2 separate regions of the Homo sapiens genome follow, and region 2 is linked to region 1. A link is a contact called in ENCODE Hi-C data. All regions are on one chromosome and are shown on one strand. Each heading gives the region's core, a stretch centred on a gene start or an enhancer-like site at or near the end of the contact. The rest is flanking DNA. Distances are from core to core; before and after follow the strand shown.

Region 1 (3,563 bases), core at 388-2,887:
GTCCCTGGATGAGCTTTCGTCAGTTTACCACAGGCCCCCGCAGGTTGGATAAACCAGGTGGGGCGCTTCAGCTGGCTCCACTCCGCTACGGCCTTAAGCCCCCCAACCTAGAGAAACTGATTGGCCAGCCTGAAAACCCAGCGCTCAGAAGCCCCCAGCCCCGGACAGCCAGACCGAGTGCCAGGAAGTGTCACCCTAACCGGAGAGGATCAAGAAGGCCAAGACGAGACTGCGCTCTCCAAAGCTAAAAGAAGTGGCTCTTATTTACATGCAAAGCCACTGAAGTCGTCCTCAGAACCAGTCCATGGGGAGAACCAGAACTGGCCCTGGACTGAGTAGAAGACCCGATCTGTTTTACCTCACCTCCACCCTGGACTCCTCAGATAGGTGCTTTTCCTGCCCCGACCCACTCTGGGCCCTCAGTTTCCCTATTTATACAATGATGGAAGTAGACTAGCCGGTCCAGCAAAGGCCCTTTGAAAACAGGAACCGAGCCCGGGCACATAAATTCAAACTCAAAGTAAAGAACTTTAACACATATTCTTAACCTGGCTTCCAGGAGAGCCCAGGAATGAATCAGGACTTCTCCAAATTGGAAGCAAAACCTGTGGTGTGTGCATTTTTGGAGGGTCCGAGGCTCCAAACAGATTATTCACTCAGTATTACAAACACTCTCCCGTATTACAAATGAATTCTATGACGAATCTGCCTCCCTCCATGCACAGGATCGCACGCTGTGACCAACCATCTCAGAACTCTTCCCAACCTTTCCAAATCGGACACAGGACAACACAGCCTCCTTCGACTACCTGCATGGCCTGAGGCTGCTCACCGCTCCTGCACCCTTGGCTGGAGCATGCAAGCCCCAGGACTCACCAGCTCCCTTTTCCGCTTGCTCTCACGGCCGCCATCCGCCTTCTTGAGTTCAGCCTTGAAGGCCTCGGGATCGCCAGACTGTGCATCCTTGGCCAGCACGTCCATCAGGTAGGCGATGTAGCTGGTGGCTAGGCGCAGAGTCTTGATCTTGGAGAGCTTGGTGTCGGCCGGCACGTTGGGGATGCACTCGCGCAACTCCGCGAATGCGCTGTTAATGCTCTCAGTGCGTCTCCGCTCCTTCTTGGGTCCTGAGCCTTTCCGCCGGCCAAGACGGCCGCCAAGCGCCTCCAGCCGCCCGGGGCTCTGCCCAGGCCTGGCGTCAGGACCATAGGCGGTGGCGGCTGCAGCGGCCGCGGGCGGCGGCCCGCCCGCAGGGAAGTCCGGGGCAGCGTCAGCCGGGCTCAGCAGCCAGCTCTGGAAGTAGGGCCTTTCCTGATGACAGCGCGAGGCCGGACCGAAGAGGAAGGGTTCGTGGAGCATGGGGTGCGCAGGGTGCGGGTGGTGATGGTGGTGATGGTGTGCGTAGCTGCCCACGAGGTTCATGTTGGAGCGGCTACTGGCCTGCGCCGCCAGCCCTATTAACGCCGCTCCATGCGCCCCAGAGACTGCCGGGGGCCACCTGTGGGCTCTGGAGCCACTACTGGGCGCCGGCTTTGGGAGAGTCCGGGCAAGGCTGAAAATGAGACGCGCAGCCCACTGTCTTCTTACCGGTTTCTGCCGCGGGCGAGGTCGCCGAAGCCCAAAGACCTGTTTAACCCTTCTGCGGACTCCCCTGCGGATCTGGCTTATATAAGACCGCGGCTTTGATGTCAACCTCTCCCGGGAGCCAATGGCAGGGGGGCGGGGATAAGGAAAAGGGGGAGTGGCTATCCCAGGTTTTACGCTCAGCCCGCGCCACTCTAGTCCGCCAGCAGGGACTGGGAACCGGCCCCGCCTCTGCCCCTCCCACTCAGCTCCCTGCTCTGCGGGCTTAGGGGGGCGGGCTGCTGGGGGTGTTGAGGGGGCGGGCACGGGGACTACGTACTTGAGGCACAGGACGGCCAACGCCCTGGACTGTTGCTGCCACCCCCTCCCCACGGATCCAAGGAAAGGAATCCAGAATCACCAAGCGAAAAGAAGGCCTACACCTAGAGCCCGCCTTTTGATTTTACAGACAAGGAAACTGAGGCCCAGGGAAAGAAAGGTTCTTGTTTCTAGACTGTCTAGAAGTCTAAATAGGAATTCCAGCAGTTCCCAGTCCCGAGCTCCAACTGCTCTGCTCGGCGTCAGAGCTAGAAGATGAGAGGGCGCTGCTGAAGACAGGATAGGCCGCTAACGTTCTTCCCTAACACCTTCCAGCCCTCCGCCCCCACCCCCACCCCTTAGTCATCGGCCCTTTCTGGAGAGACTGGGAGCCGCTTGTGCACGGGGTCGTTACCAGCCCGCCAATTCTGACCCAGCCTCAGGCAGACGGGCACGCAGCTACTGACCAGCGAAGAAGCCTTTCGGAGGCAGGGGTAGGGGTGGGGCGGGAAGGAGGAGGCGGACTCCAGGCCCACGGGCATCGACGGGTTTGTTCCCGGCTTGAGGGTCTGAGATCCACTCCGGCCTCCCGGGTGCCTGATCCATTCCGAAGGCCAGCCCGGCTGGCGCAGAGACAGTCTGGCGTCCGCCTTGGGCCCGGGGCATCTGGCCAGCAGGTCTCCTCTGGTCTGTCCGCAGGACTCGCACCGAGACCTGGGAGCGCGGCTACGTCGGGCCGCTCTACCCAGATCATCACTCCTTAAGAATCTTTGGTTCTTTAAAGACACCGGCCCCGAAGCTCACACCTCGAGACACCAGCATTCGGCGTTAGACACACGCAGAGGGGACCAAGACTGCACAGCATCCGCGAGGCTCGCACAGGCAAACGCGACGTCCGGCATCTCTCACGCATCAGCGCAGAGGCGCGACTCGGCTGCACGACCCTCCGAGATTTCACCCCGGGGGTAGGGCCATTCCCTGCCAGCCGGACTCTCTCCACTGTGGGCTTTCCCCAGGCTCGCGTTGGAATCTGGGAATCCCGGAGTGGTGACGCTTCAAGCTGGGGACTCTCGGTCTTACCTCCCGCTGTGGTTCCTTTCTTGGCCGATGTCCACCTACCTGGGTCCCTCATTCTCTCAACCTTTCTCAGCTCAACGCCCCCTCCCTCGGTGTGGTAGAGGGAGTGTGCCTCTCTTCAAAGCAAAGTCGAGGGGAGGGGGAAAGGAGAAGTTAATGTGAGTGCTCTTTTTAGAAGGCAAATCATTCACCCATTCATTCAACAATTATTTATTGATGCCTACTATGTGCCTATCATAGTTACTAGTCCAAAGACAGAGGGAGAAAGGCCCATTCTCTCCTTGAACAGATATGGAACGTGAAGCCCAGAGAAGAAGAGCGATTTTCTCGAGGTCCGGTAGGGAGTGGATGAGTGGAATTCCACTCCTGGACAAGAGAGTGAATGAAGGGTGGGGGGTTACATACAGGAGTGACGGAGACAAAAGCCTGGGCCTGCTGGTTCCACCTGTGGGAGCTCAGCAGGGCTGTGGGCCCTGGAGGTGCATGGGGGGGTGGTGCAGGGAGGTCCTGGTTTCCTGCCCGAGGCGGGCTGGAAACCCCCCGCTCTCCCCGGCGCCTGGCGCCAGCAGCGCTGGGGTAGGGCAGAGCGCGGAGCCGGAGGCACGCGG
Region 2 (3,563 bases), core at 311-2,810, 2.9 Mb after region 1:
TTATTTAAACAAGTATCTACTGTGTCCCTGGTAGATATCAAGAATCTGTTACTTTGCCTCTGAAAATTAAAACTCCACATACTCTGTGAGCCAGCAGTTCACTTCTGGATACTTTTGCTAAAGAAACACTTAACGGAACACTAGATGCTTATGTAACATTGTTTGTTAAAGCAAAAACTAGAAACAACCCAAACATCTAATAGTAAAGCATTGATTAAATAAAATGCCAGGTTATTGCATATCACGTATGTACTTAATACATAATGAAAAGGCAAAATTAGATCTTGTTGCATCAGTGTGGATAGATCATAGGCACAGTCAATTGGATGAAGCAAGCTGCACTACAGTTCATGCAGGATGATGGCTTTTTTTAAATGCACACAACAAAACCATATAAAACTCTTCTGAAAATGTCTGGAATGATGTCTACCTAGTTTATCATGGTGGCAACCTCTGAAGAGAGATGAGATAGAATAGAGTGGGAGAGAAAGAAGACTTCAGCCTTTTCTGTAGTGTTCTAACAAGGGTGAATGAGCTTATATGTTATTCTGTAATTGTTAAAAACCAGTACGAGTCACGATGAACATCAAGATGAGTAAGACAGGACCCCTGCCTTCAGAGAATTCAGATTATGCAGGGAGCAGGAAGGAAGAGAAATAGGGGGAGAGCGGAGAAACAAAAGGCATGTGCTATCTCCTTTCAAGTTGATTTCAGCAAGCTTCACATTTTGGGGGCAGGCAGGGGAAGAATTCTAGAAGAGAAACAGGGTATTCTAGTGAGACAAGCCAATGCTGACTGTTTAAGAGATTTAGGATTGAAATCTGCTTTTGAACTCGCATTCCGGCGGTCCTCTTTGGTGTTCTCACCAAGGGCAAAAGGACTCAAATCCTCAGCGGAGGACAGAAGGTGGCCTCTCTTCTGGCAAAACATGGTAAGTATTTTTGGAGCACGATGCAAAGCCTCATCTGCACAGACGTCATGCTGAGGAAGCCACCCCAGCCCGGCCCCCGCATGCCACCAACCTCCTTCTGAAAATGGTGATTAAAAGCTAATCATGGGGCCGGGCGCGGTGGCTCACACCTGTAATCCCAGCACTTTGGAAGGCCGAGGCAGGCGGATCACCTCAGGTCAGGAGGTCGAGACCAGCCTGGCCAACATGGTGAAACCCCAACTCTACCAAAAACACAAAAATTAGCCAGGCGTGGTGGCGGGCACTTGTAATCCCAGCTACTTGGGAGGCTGAGGCAGGAGAATTGCTTGAACCCAAGAGGTGGAGGCTGCAGTGAGCTGAGATCATGCCACTGCACTCCAGCCTGGGCAACAGAGCAAGACTCCATCTCAAAAAAAAAAAAAAAAAAAAAAAAGCAGCTAATGGTGGTTGGGTTCTTTGACTCACCAGAGAGAGAACTCAGATACTGTAGAGCACACACATTTTCTTTTTTGGCCTGCAGAGGCTAAACAGAGGAGATCCTCTCCAGTGATTTCCTTTTAGGGAGAAAACCCAGTGAGTGACATGTGAATGTGTCTGCTCCACTGCTGCTGTCATCCTGCAGGCATCCCGCCTCTCACTCCGAAGTCTGGCATGTGTTTCCACTTAGAGGACTGTGAATTCCTTCCCTGTTCTGGTGAACACCATTTCCTTGGGACTGATAGAAATCTCAGTCTGTCAAATGCCTAGTGTTTAACAAATAAAAGCCTAGACATTCTGTGAGACAGGAAATGCTAGTTTTATAAGTCTCCCATTCCTCAAGAAATAGTCCAAAACTTAGTCATTCCATGAACCAAAGAAAAGTTAACAAAATATTAACTTCTGAGAAGGTTTGGGCACAGGGTACTCGTAAGATATCTAGGAGGTGACAGAGGAAGTCTGCAACATATTTAAAGCCGGGAAGCTTGAGCAGTATTGCATTCTTTGCATTTGTTTGAGACAAATTGAAGTGACCTGGTTTGTTGCCCCACACTATCACCAAGAAGAAAAACTTGGGGCTGGGGGAGGTTAAAAGACAGGGATCCTTGTCCCTTCTCCACCCCTGAATTATCTAGTGCAAGCCATTTTTCTCAATCTTTATTTTACCATCTATGTAATGGGATCATAGCTGCTTTACCTGCCTTTCTTGTTATCACGAGCAAATAATAGAAGCATAAGAATTCAAAAAACATTGAGGTTTTTGAGAAGGAATATTGTTACATATTCCTTCTCAAAGTTATAGAGAAGGAATATTGATGATTCCGGCACAGCTTCACAAATGTTTTCTCTATCCCCTTGTTAAACTCACATAAGAAGGGCAGAAAGAGAAATACTCCCCACCGAGGGGAATAGAAAAGAAATGGATAAAAGCTATGTTAAACACTCCCCTCCCTACATAACACCAAACTGCAAATTGAGGGTATTTGCAGGAAGCGAGCTATAAAGCACATTTTCAAAGCAAAGAGAAAATGATAGACATACCAAAAGACAAGATGTGAAAGAAAACTCACAACATAAAAAAATACAATGTTAACACACACGGAAAAGTATCTGGCCTTACCAGTAATCAGTGAAATGCACATTCAAAGAATGAGGTAAAATTTTTAAAATTTTTCATCTCAAGTTGATGAAGACTATTTCTGAATGGAATAATTTTATTATTATTATTGAGACAGGGTCTTTGCCTGTCACCCAAGCTGGAGTGCAGTGGTGTGATCACAGCTCACTGCAGCCTCAGCCTCCCAGGCTCAAGCAATCTTCCTGCCTCAGCCTCCCGAGAAGCTGGGATGACAGGCGCACAACACCATACCTGGATAATTTTTTTTTTATTTTTATAGAGATGAGGTGTCACTATGTTGCCCAGTCTGGGATACAGGAGTATTCATGAGGGTACAAGGAACAGGCTTCACACAGGTAGATGCACACGGATCAACTTTCCTTGAGAATAGTTTGCCACTGTATAGCAGATGCCTTTTACAATATTTATACTCATTGACCCTTCAGTTACTAAGTATTCATCCTAACAAAATGCTCAGCGGTAGCTCACACGATGTTATGTATAAGGATGGTGGGCTGGGCATGGTGGCTCACACCTGGAATCCCAGCACTTTGGGAGGCCAAGGTGGGTGGATCATGTGAGGTCAGGAGTTCAAGACCAGCCTGGCCAACGTGGTGAAACCCCATCTCTACTAAAAATGCAAAAATTAGTCGGGCGTGGTGGCCCACGCCTGTGATCCCAGATACTCAGGAGGCTGAGGCAGGAGAATGGCTCGAACCCGGGAGGTGGAGGTTGCAGTAAGCCGAGATTGCGCCACTGCACTCTGGCCTGGACAGCAGAGTGAGACTCTGTCTCGAAGATTTAAAAAAAAAAAAAAAAAAAAGGATGGTGTCTTTAGAATTGTTCATAATTGTGAGTTTGTAAACAATTTAAGATAACCAAGTATATACGACTAAATGAATTATATCAATGACCATTAAATGTAGTCATTCCTTCACAATATTGAAAGAAATAAGTTGAAGTTACTGATATATTAAGAAAAAAGCAACATAGTAATATGACTCAAATTGTTAAATATACATGTATACATTCACATAC

Evidence for each region. A loop is a pair of places that touch in the nucleus more often than their neighbours do. Pooled maps may share reads with other maps.
Region 2: a map of sigmoid colon shows a loop between it and region 1 (6-fold over the local background). The contact joins the enhancer-like site here to the promoter of HAND1 in region 1. A Hi-C loop is called at or near these places in 1 of 168 maps with a recorded cell type or tissue (sigmoid colon) and 3 of 50 pooled maps.

Annotation. Positions count from the first base shown.
Region 1 is chr5:154,476,590-154,480,152 of GRCh38, forward strand. It overlaps HAND1 (heart and neural crest derivatives expressed 1), which reads right to left and starts at 1,638. Exons shown (of 2, transcript NM_004821.3): 1 at 877-1,638. The coding sequence starts at 1,419. RefSeq lists enhancers at 1-312, 3,086-3,563 and a silencer at 3,562-3,563.
Region 2 is chr5:157,383,600-157,387,162 of GRCh38, forward strand. All of the region lies in intron 28 of CYFIP2 (cytoplasmic FMR1 interacting protein 2), which reads left to right. The region is part of intron 1 of NIPAL4-DT (NIPAL4 divergent transcript); the gene reads right to left. Among named protein-coding and RNA genes, the nearest start is that of FNDC9, 40 kb to the left of the region's middle. Within about 2 kb of position 1,561, at least 15 of the 41 ENCODE cell types and tissues checked have a DNase peak (open chromatin) inside an H3K27ac peak, as active enhancers do; they include sigmoid colon, where a contact is called at or near this core.